Linked DNA regions of Homo sapiens: region 2 is linked to region 1. A link is an interaction called in ENCODE POLR2A ChIA-PET data of the cell type or tissue named here. Cell type or tissue: GM12878. All regions are shown on one strand. Links, peaks and the distances in the headings refer to the core of each region. The heading gives the core; the rest is flanking DNA.

Region 1 (4,409 bases), core at 188-4,187:
CCATGCCTGGCTAATTTTTTTAATTCTTGATATTCCTTTTATTTTCAATATGCCAGCTAGAGTCCTTTTTTGGTTTATGTGTTGAAAATATCTTCTCCTATTTTGTGGCTTGACTTTCTACTTCTTAATACTATGTTTTTATCAACAGAAGATGTAATATAATTCAATTTATCAATACTTTACCTTATGATGAGTAGTTTCTGTATCCTGCATAAGAAGGCATTCTCTAGTCTACGTATATAAAGATAGTTTTCTGGGTTATCTTTGTAAACTTTATTATTTTACCTTTCACATTTAGATTACAATACCACTTTGAATTGATTTCTGTGTATAGTAGGATTTTCCTTTGTCTTTTAAAAAATATCAAACATAGGAAATCACAGTAAAATGAGAAAAACAACTGAATTGTAAAGCAATCTGAAAATACTCTATGTTTGAATTCCTTGGATCGTTTTTTACAAAACATGTTGAAACCTGTCACTAAAGCATCAGCAGTTTTATTCTGAAAGGATAAGAAAGAGAAATAGAACATTTTTTGAATGGTAAAAAATGCAAAACCTCTAAGTTATTTATTGCGGTAAGGGGGTAGGCAAATTCCTGTTCAGAATGAGTTCAGGAGCTTTAGCAAGAATTTTGGATTCAAAAAGAACTGGATTCATAGCTCTGCTCTGCCACTTACCAGGTGGCACTGCTGAGTTATTTACCTCACAGAGTTCTCATTCGTATCATGAAAAGAATATGCATCTCACTGGATTAAAGTGAAAAGGCAGTTAGACACATTTCTGTTTTATCACTGTGTCTCCAGCACTTGCAGCAGTATATGTCACATAATAGGAACTTAATACTGCATTCCCCTCTGTCTTACACTATTATTATTATTTCTTTGCTCTCTAATTAGAACAAGTGTAGAGCCATCATTGAGGAGAAAAGGCAAGACATCATAAGGTAACCTGGAAACCAGGAAAACCAAAGACCATTTACTTTCACAATTTTGTCTAAGCAAAATTGGATGAGTCAGCTTAATGTTAACACCCCGAAAAGAAAGTAGAACATCACCATTTTGAAATGTCCTTGAAGGGCCAAAAATAGAGTAATTTGCATGGTTGTACAAGCCCAAATAGTGTTAGAAAGAACAGTTTAATTTCCCTTCCTGATATATGGCAAAGTAATGTTGATAAAGGGAGTAAAGGGAAAACTGTACTACATTTAATCTCTTTACACATCAAGAAAGCCTTTAATTTTATCCCACTGAACGTTCCTGCGAATATACTAGATTCTTAGGTTCCTCAAAGTGTGTGCTTGGCCCAGGACCAGTAGCATCAACATCACCTGGGAGCTTATTAGAAACACGGACTTAGACCTACTGAGTCAGAACCTGCATTTTACCAAAATCCCCAGGTGAATCTTACGCACATTAATTTTGAGAAGCACTGAACCAGACAATTAAAATATCTACTGATCTGATAACCCACATTTTAAAAATAAAGTTAGGAGAGAGAGTAAGGATAGAAAGGGGGGTCAAACTAAATAAGTGATAACCATCCTATATCAGGTTCAATTTATCTGTTATCAGGTCATTTTGATTGCACATCCAGAATCTGAGCACTGCGTGCTCTCAGCCTGGGTTATCTGTCTTTCCAATTATCTTCATTTTTTGCCTCTTTTCTCCACAACTTCAAATAAAAGTCATTATAATAAAAATTGTTATTGAATCTTACTTTTATTTTTGATGTTTATCTTAGCTCCGAGGACTGCAGACAAACTGAAACAGAAAGAAAGAGGAGAGGAAAGGAAGGAGGCAAAGTCTGTAAAAGAAATTGCTGCTGACACACTGTCTTGATCCCTCATTCAGTCACTGATTTAGCCCAAAGCCATTCTCCTTCTCAATCTCTGACTTAGAATCCTAAACTATCTCTGCCTTCTATGCCCTCCCTTTAAAGAGAAAAACAGCATGAGTAGGTTGGGCTACAGCATGAATAGGCTGGGTTTTTGAAAAGTATTTTTTGTCTGTTGGTTTCTGGCAGTAAAGTCTGGTGAGCTAAATAAATGAAGCAGGTGACTCAGGTCACTGTAGTGATCTGTGAATCTAAAAGTTTGTGAAGTACTAGATGGTTATGTCTACTCTGCTAAGTGAGTGCCCCAAAGATTAATCATTTATAGTTAACTGCCTTTGTTAGAGAATGTTTGTAAAATAGTGATAGTAATAACCATCACTAATATGTATAGTTTAATGAATATATGTCAGGCACTGTGCTAAGTGTCTTAGATATTTTCTCTCATTTAGTTTTCTCAGTAATATACTTGTATTAGTTTGCTCTCATACTGCTAAAATGAAATACCAGAGCCTGGGTAATTTCTAAAGAAAGACATTTAATTGGCTCACAGTTCTGCAGGCTGTACAGGAAGCATGGCAGAATCTGCTTCTGGGGAGGCCTCAGGAAACTCACAATCATGGTGGAAGGCAAAGGGGAAGCAGGCACATCTTACATGGCCAGAGCAGAAGGAAGTTGGGGTGGGGAGGTGCTACACACTTTTAAACAACCAGATCTCACGAGAACTCACTTGCCATCACGAGAACAGCACAGAGAAGACAGTGCTAAACCATTCCTGAAAGATCCACCCCCATGATCCACTCACCTCCCATCAGGCCCCACCTCCAACACTGGGGATTACAATTTGACATGAGATTTGGGCAGGGACACAGATCCAAACCATATCAATAATTAGGTGAGTTACAGAGACCTTATATTAGTATCATTTACTGGGTCCCCATGGTTAAGAGGAAAGTAAAAGTTACTATAACATGAGATATTAACTAATGACTTCCCCACTTGTAGAATGGCTTCCTACTCAAACATATGTCACTCTCACTTAATGCCTGCATCTATCCCAGTGCAAGAGCCAACGTTTTTGTCCCTCAGTTTCTTCTTCATTGTATCAAACATCCAGTAAACACAGTGAAAACCAACAGCAAGGCACAATTGCAGGTCTTGATAAAGAAGGAGATTCATGAAATGGATAAAAAAATATGTTGGAATTCTGTTCACATCACTGGCTGAAGCATTGACAAATGAGGATCTGGCAGAGATTAAAGTAGCTAACTACTGAAAAAGAGAAAATTAAAATTGTCGACAGGATATGTTCTTCACAAAGAATAATTTAAATATTAAGAGATTTCTATCCTGCTTTAAAAGCTAAGTCTCAAGTGAAGATTGTCTATCATATCATCATATAATTTTATCCCAAAAAATATAGCAAAAATTAATATCTGATTCATTCTCATTTCTGCTGAGAAATAACATACCTTTTGCAATGTTAGCTATGAATTAGAATGAATTCATTTTCATATAGTCTAGCTCAAATTTTTTAAGATGAGTTTTCAAACTTTTTACAATTTGCTTTACAATTTTTATGCTATTTGAGGTAGATACATTTTAAACGGGTTTTTCTTCCAGTATCAATCCTGCTCAAGTAAGGAGGCTTTGCTGTTTTATTATTACCCATTTTATATATGGGAAAACTGAGATTTTACATGATTCCATAATTTGACCAAGATCACAGCCAGGCATCTGTTTTGCAAAATTTGGTCTTGGTCCTAGAAGGTATTACTTCCAAAATTAGAGTTCTAAAATCATTCTAATAATAAGAATTTGTAAAATGAAGTAAACAAGATGAGAGAGAACTTTAAATCCCTGACTTCTAATGTTGTTGAAAGTTATTATGAAAATATGTTATATTACATAGGACCTCTGGAACTCACTGAATATATTAATTAGGGTCAGAATGCCTCTTCTCCCATACAGAAATTGAATGCAACTGGCACTGAAAGAAAAATTCTTCTAAAAATATGACATTCAGTGGATGACTTAATACAAACCAAACTTGAAAGATCTGACAATATCTGGAACCATAAAACCTTATCCTCCAGGCTGCACTCTGATCAACTTTATGGACTGTGAATATGTGATTGATTTATACATTCAAATTGAAACAAATGATGCAATACCAGCAGGAACTCTGGATTTGATCTTCCATTTACAGACGTACTTGTGAGTCCTAGACTTTACAAATGTACATGCCAATTGTAGCAGTGATAAGTTCCTTCATGATATAAACTGCATGATAAATGGGATATGCACTAGGCTTCACTAGTTTTAATTCTAGTGCCTAAAACACATGGCTTTGTTCATTGCTCCTCTTCATGTATTTGAGGGAAGATAATCTTCCTCAAATTGTTAGTTGAATAAGCATAATATCATATCCTTGGGAGGACAGGGGAGAGAACTATTTTTATAGCCCATTATACAAGCTCCTGTCACAAAAATTAGATGTAATTTTGCTAGAAATGCAGACAACAAAAACAAGAAATTTTACTGGTAAGAAAGATAGGCTTGAACTGGGAGGGCTAG
Region 2 (4,409 bases), core at 315-4,314, 1.1 Mb before region 1:
AATGATGTTTTTATTTATTGATTGATCTTTTCACATTGTTTTAGTCTGTTCTCACCCTGCTATTAAAGATATACCCAAGACTGGGTAACTTATAGAGGAAAGAGGTTTAACGGACTCACAGTTCCACATGGTTGGGGAGGCCTCACAATCATGGCAGAAGGCAAAGGAGGAGCAAAGTCACATTTTACATGGCGGCAGGCAACAGAGCATGTGCAGGGGAACTCCCCTTTATAAAGCCATCAGATTTTGTGACACTCGCTCACTATCACAAGAACAGCACAGCAAAGATCACCCTGTGATTCAATTATTTCCCACCGGGTCCCTCCCATGACACATGGGAATTATGGGAGCTACAATTTGTGATTTGGGTGGGGACACAGCCAGACCATATCACACATTCACTTGTTCATTTTCTGCTAGTCAGCTTTATAGTGGGCAGTAACATACAGAGGAAATAATGATTAAGTTATATTTACTAAATTTCCCTTTTTTTATTTCTAGGAAATGGTTACTAATTGGCAGTTGGACCTTTGAATATACTGCAATGTGATGAGATTTTTATGGAGTTAGTCTTTTAATCCCATACCAAGTATGCCTGAAGGTGTCAGTTTAACTTTGTTTTTATAGTATTCAAACTGTCCATCAACAATTTCGGAAATCAAATTTCTTTTTTATGATATCAAATAACACTCAGTTTTATGAAGAGGAAATAAGACTCCAGTTTATGGTTTTTCCTTCCAATTTGCCAGTTGGCGTTTTTCAACATTTCCTGTCCAGTACAGTGACAGTATTCTTTTATGGAACATTAAAGGCAGTCTCCTTCATACATATTATTTTTTTTTTAAAACAAGTGTTTTTGTTAATTGGCTCATGACTAACGGTCATTCTACAAGACAGTGATAAATTAGCTATTGGATTATTACCTGTTAGTCGTGGGAGGAATTTTAGTATTTATGTTTTTATTTTTTGTTGATAGTGCCTAAAATTAAAAACATCCTTCAATTCCTTCATTTTATGATTGATTTTATCCTTCACTACCTTAAATAACCAACTGGTTGTATCCTTGCTTCCCCTTCGTTCCGCTCTGCATCCTCCTTCTTCCCCCTTGTTCGCATTACCACCATTCTGTAGTCTGACAAGACTTTGTTTTTTCCATTAACCTTGAAAATGTTATTTTTTATAAATCTTGTATCCACCTTCTAAAGTCCATTCATTCTGCACAGTTTGGTAATTAGAATGAGAATGTGGCAAGTGTGCACAAGGCATCTGCTTTTTTAGAATAAAAAATAATATTCTTGACTTTAGAATAGAAAGGGTTTCAGAAATCTAGTTCAAGCCTCTTATTTGAAATAATGCCAAGCAAAGTGCAATGATTTGCCTAAGGTCATAAAACTTGTATGTGGTTCAGCTAGAACTAAACCGAGGCTTAAACTTTTTCCAATATATCACATTGCTGATATTTTTATTTCTTATTCTTTGACATACCCCCTGACCCCTGCTGTTACTCTTGAACATACCATAGAACTACATACACTCCTTTCATCATGTTTGACAATATTTTCTTGTTGATATATCAACCAATTGAAGATAACTTTAACATAGAAACTATAGTTTGTTACCTATGGTCAACTGAGAACTTAACTCCAGCTATGGAGAAACTTTGCTACCGTAAAATTAGTATTTGTAATACATTGTTATTTAATGCCACCTTTATATCCAGAGTATTGATTCTGGAGTCAGATTATGGGCTTCAAACTCCATTCTATTTATTTCCTTCTTGAATGAACATTAATGAGTTGGCTAATTTCCTTGAAGCTTGGTTTCCTCATCTCTGATAAATGGAATAATAATAGTCCCAGCTGGGTGTGGTGGCTCATGCCTGTAATCCCAGCACTTTGGGAGGCCGAGGCAGGGGATCACCTGAGGTCAGGTGTTCGAAACCAGTCTGGCCAACGTGGTGAAACCCTATCTCTACTAAAAATACAAAAATTAGCTGGGCGTGGTGGTGCACACCTGCAATCCCAGCTACTCATGAGGCTGAGGCAGGAGAATCGCTTGAACCCAGGTGGTGGAGGTTGCAGTGAGCTGAGATCGTGCCATTGCACTCCAGCCTGGGCGATAGAGTGAAACTCTGTCTAAAAAAAAAAAAAAAGAAAGAAAAAAAAAAGTCCCAACTGCATAGTGTTGTTTTGAGGAACAAATGAAGATATAAATAACTTTGCACAGTGCCTGCACAATGTAAGCATGTGATACTGTGAGCTATTGCTGCTAACATTGCTGATGTGTTTGTTTCTGTATTTAGTCACAGGTATTCATACTCCCTTGATACACTGTTTGACCCTCTATTCCCAGTGTCATTATGCTTATCTTTTCATAAACTTTAGCTACAGAATATAGATCATCTATAGAATGTAGATGAGGATTTGCTGTCAAACAGGGCTGGTTTAGGGTGAGTGAATGTGCATGTACAGTGTGTTGCTGTCATCTTCATTGAAGGGGAATGTTCAGGATTGTGCCTGGCGGGCAGCTCTGTAATTTATCATCCGGCTTCCTATGCTGAAACAACAGAGATGGCACTCTGTGGGTCAGCTGAAATAGTAGAGCACAGTCTCCTGTTGGTTTATAGCTTCTTAGGGTCAGTGAGAGCTGAGGTTAATTCAGCAAGGGAATCCACGGACTGTGACATGAATTCCATCAGTTGTTCATAAATTATGGAAGAAATTCTAGGAACTGCTTTTGGGTTTTTAAAGCTCTGGGCCAGAAGGTTAATTACTTGCCTACAGTTCCAACCAGCTTTCTGTGTTAATAGATACCGACTGTGTAGGCCCTTCTGTTCTAGGCTTGCTTACACATTGTTATTTGAATATAGTAATAAATCACTGTCTTAGGAAACATGTAATTTTTTGGATAAATACCTGTGATCAGCTTAGATATAAAAAATCAGTATATTATTATTTGATCGTATTTGGATTTTAGCCACTGTTTTTCTTTTTCCTTGAATGCTTTTTTAAAGGAAATAATTTATTCTTTTTAGAATATTTGTCCAACATTATAAAAACAATAGCTTTAAATAATTATAAGTAATTATAGAGCAATAATAAAATTATTAAAAAATTAGATGATTACTGAATTATAAACACAAACGAAAATGTAAACATTTTAAAACAACATTTTAGCACATTTTTAATAAGAATTAGATGACCTCCATATGTTGAGAGAGAACTTATTTTGCTATATTTATTTTCTGTCTCATTACTAACATTAAACCAAATCAAATATTCTCTTACCTGCAGATAATCTAAGAGTTAACAGAAACGTTGAGTAGAATTGACATAGAAATAAATGATTTCCTTAGCATCACACTTCAAAAGCTTCAGGTTTTCCCCAAGAAATGTTTGAATGGAATTTTCTTATAAGCAAAGTCTTGAACTGCATGTTTTTAGATGTCTCAGTGTTATGTTGACACTTTAAATAATTTCAGATCCACAACCACATCAATGGAATGTACCCTTTCTTCCACTGTTTTTTTTTTCTATACTCAGCTCCTACTCAGTTGATTTTGGGTTAATGACAAGTATATCTAACAACTTAAGAGACAGACATTCATTTTGGCTTTCATTAGTAATATGATTATCTATTTTTTCTTTCTTCAAAAATATCAGAGGCCCTAATTTTCTAATGTAAAAATTATAGTGCTATGTCAAAGTTTGTCATAGGTTGGATTAAGGGGCACAGAGTGAAAAGTGAGAGAGTGACATTTGTCCTGGAATATAATGCTATGAACAATAACCAAATGAATTAATAATATCATCACAGAGACTAATAAGATAGATCATTTAAAATATACTGTCATTTACGTAGTTCATATTTTTATCATTTCTTCTTTTTTTTATATACTGGAGTCCTCAAAAATGGATATGGCCTAGGCCACAGTTTACATCAACTGTTTGAACAGCTTTATCTATTGGTAAATTATTAGATAATAGCATACCTCTATTAAACTTGCATCACCAACATTTTTCCTTTGGAAAATAAAAGGAGATTTGATTTCCCCTAATTTGTGCTTTCTTCTGCTGTTGCTACCATTTTTCCACCAAGAATAACTCTCTGTGTTGTTTTTCTGCAAATCGGCACTATGCTTCTAGGCTGGGGAAGGTTTTATATCTTCTCTAGCTGTTTTTTTTTTTTAATCTTCTCTAGTTTTATGGGAGAGACAATAATTTTATGGGTTTCTTGCTACTCAACGTTATATACTCTTGATACTTCCTTGCTGGCACTATTTATAGGAAACTCCTCTTTGTGCAGGCACCTAAGGTTTAACTGCTTAGTTACTCCATGACCACGGTTCACCAACTATACTCATAAATATTGGGTTAAATAAAACTTTGGTAGAAATTCCTAAAAATAGA

What was found. Peaks named below come from ENCODE experiments on the same cell type or tissue, not always from the same donor. Only the 100,000 strongest peaks of a DNase experiment are listed, where the experiment ranks them.
Region 2: POLR2A ChIA-PET joins it to region 1 with 18 read pairs; 1 of 35 experiments calls an interaction of 5 or more read pairs at or near these places.

The regions. Positions count from the first base shown.
Region 1 is chr4:119,661,007-119,665,415 of GRCh38, reverse strand. No RefSeq gene overlaps it. Among named protein-coding and RNA genes, the nearest start is that of PDE5A, 34 kb to the right of the region's middle. In GM12878, for the core only: no CTCF peak of the experiment used is centred there; no DNase peak of the experiment used is centred there; H3K4me3 peaks cover 1,148 bases; H3K27ac peaks cover 999 bases.
Region 2 is chr4:120,763,707-120,768,115 of GRCh38, reverse strand. All of the region lies in intron 13 of PRDM5 (PR/SET domain 5), which reads left to right. Among named protein-coding and RNA genes, the nearest start is that of PRDM5, 160 kb to the left of the region's middle. In GM12878, for the core only: no CTCF peak of the experiment used is centred there; a DNase peak (open chromatin) is centred at 2,251.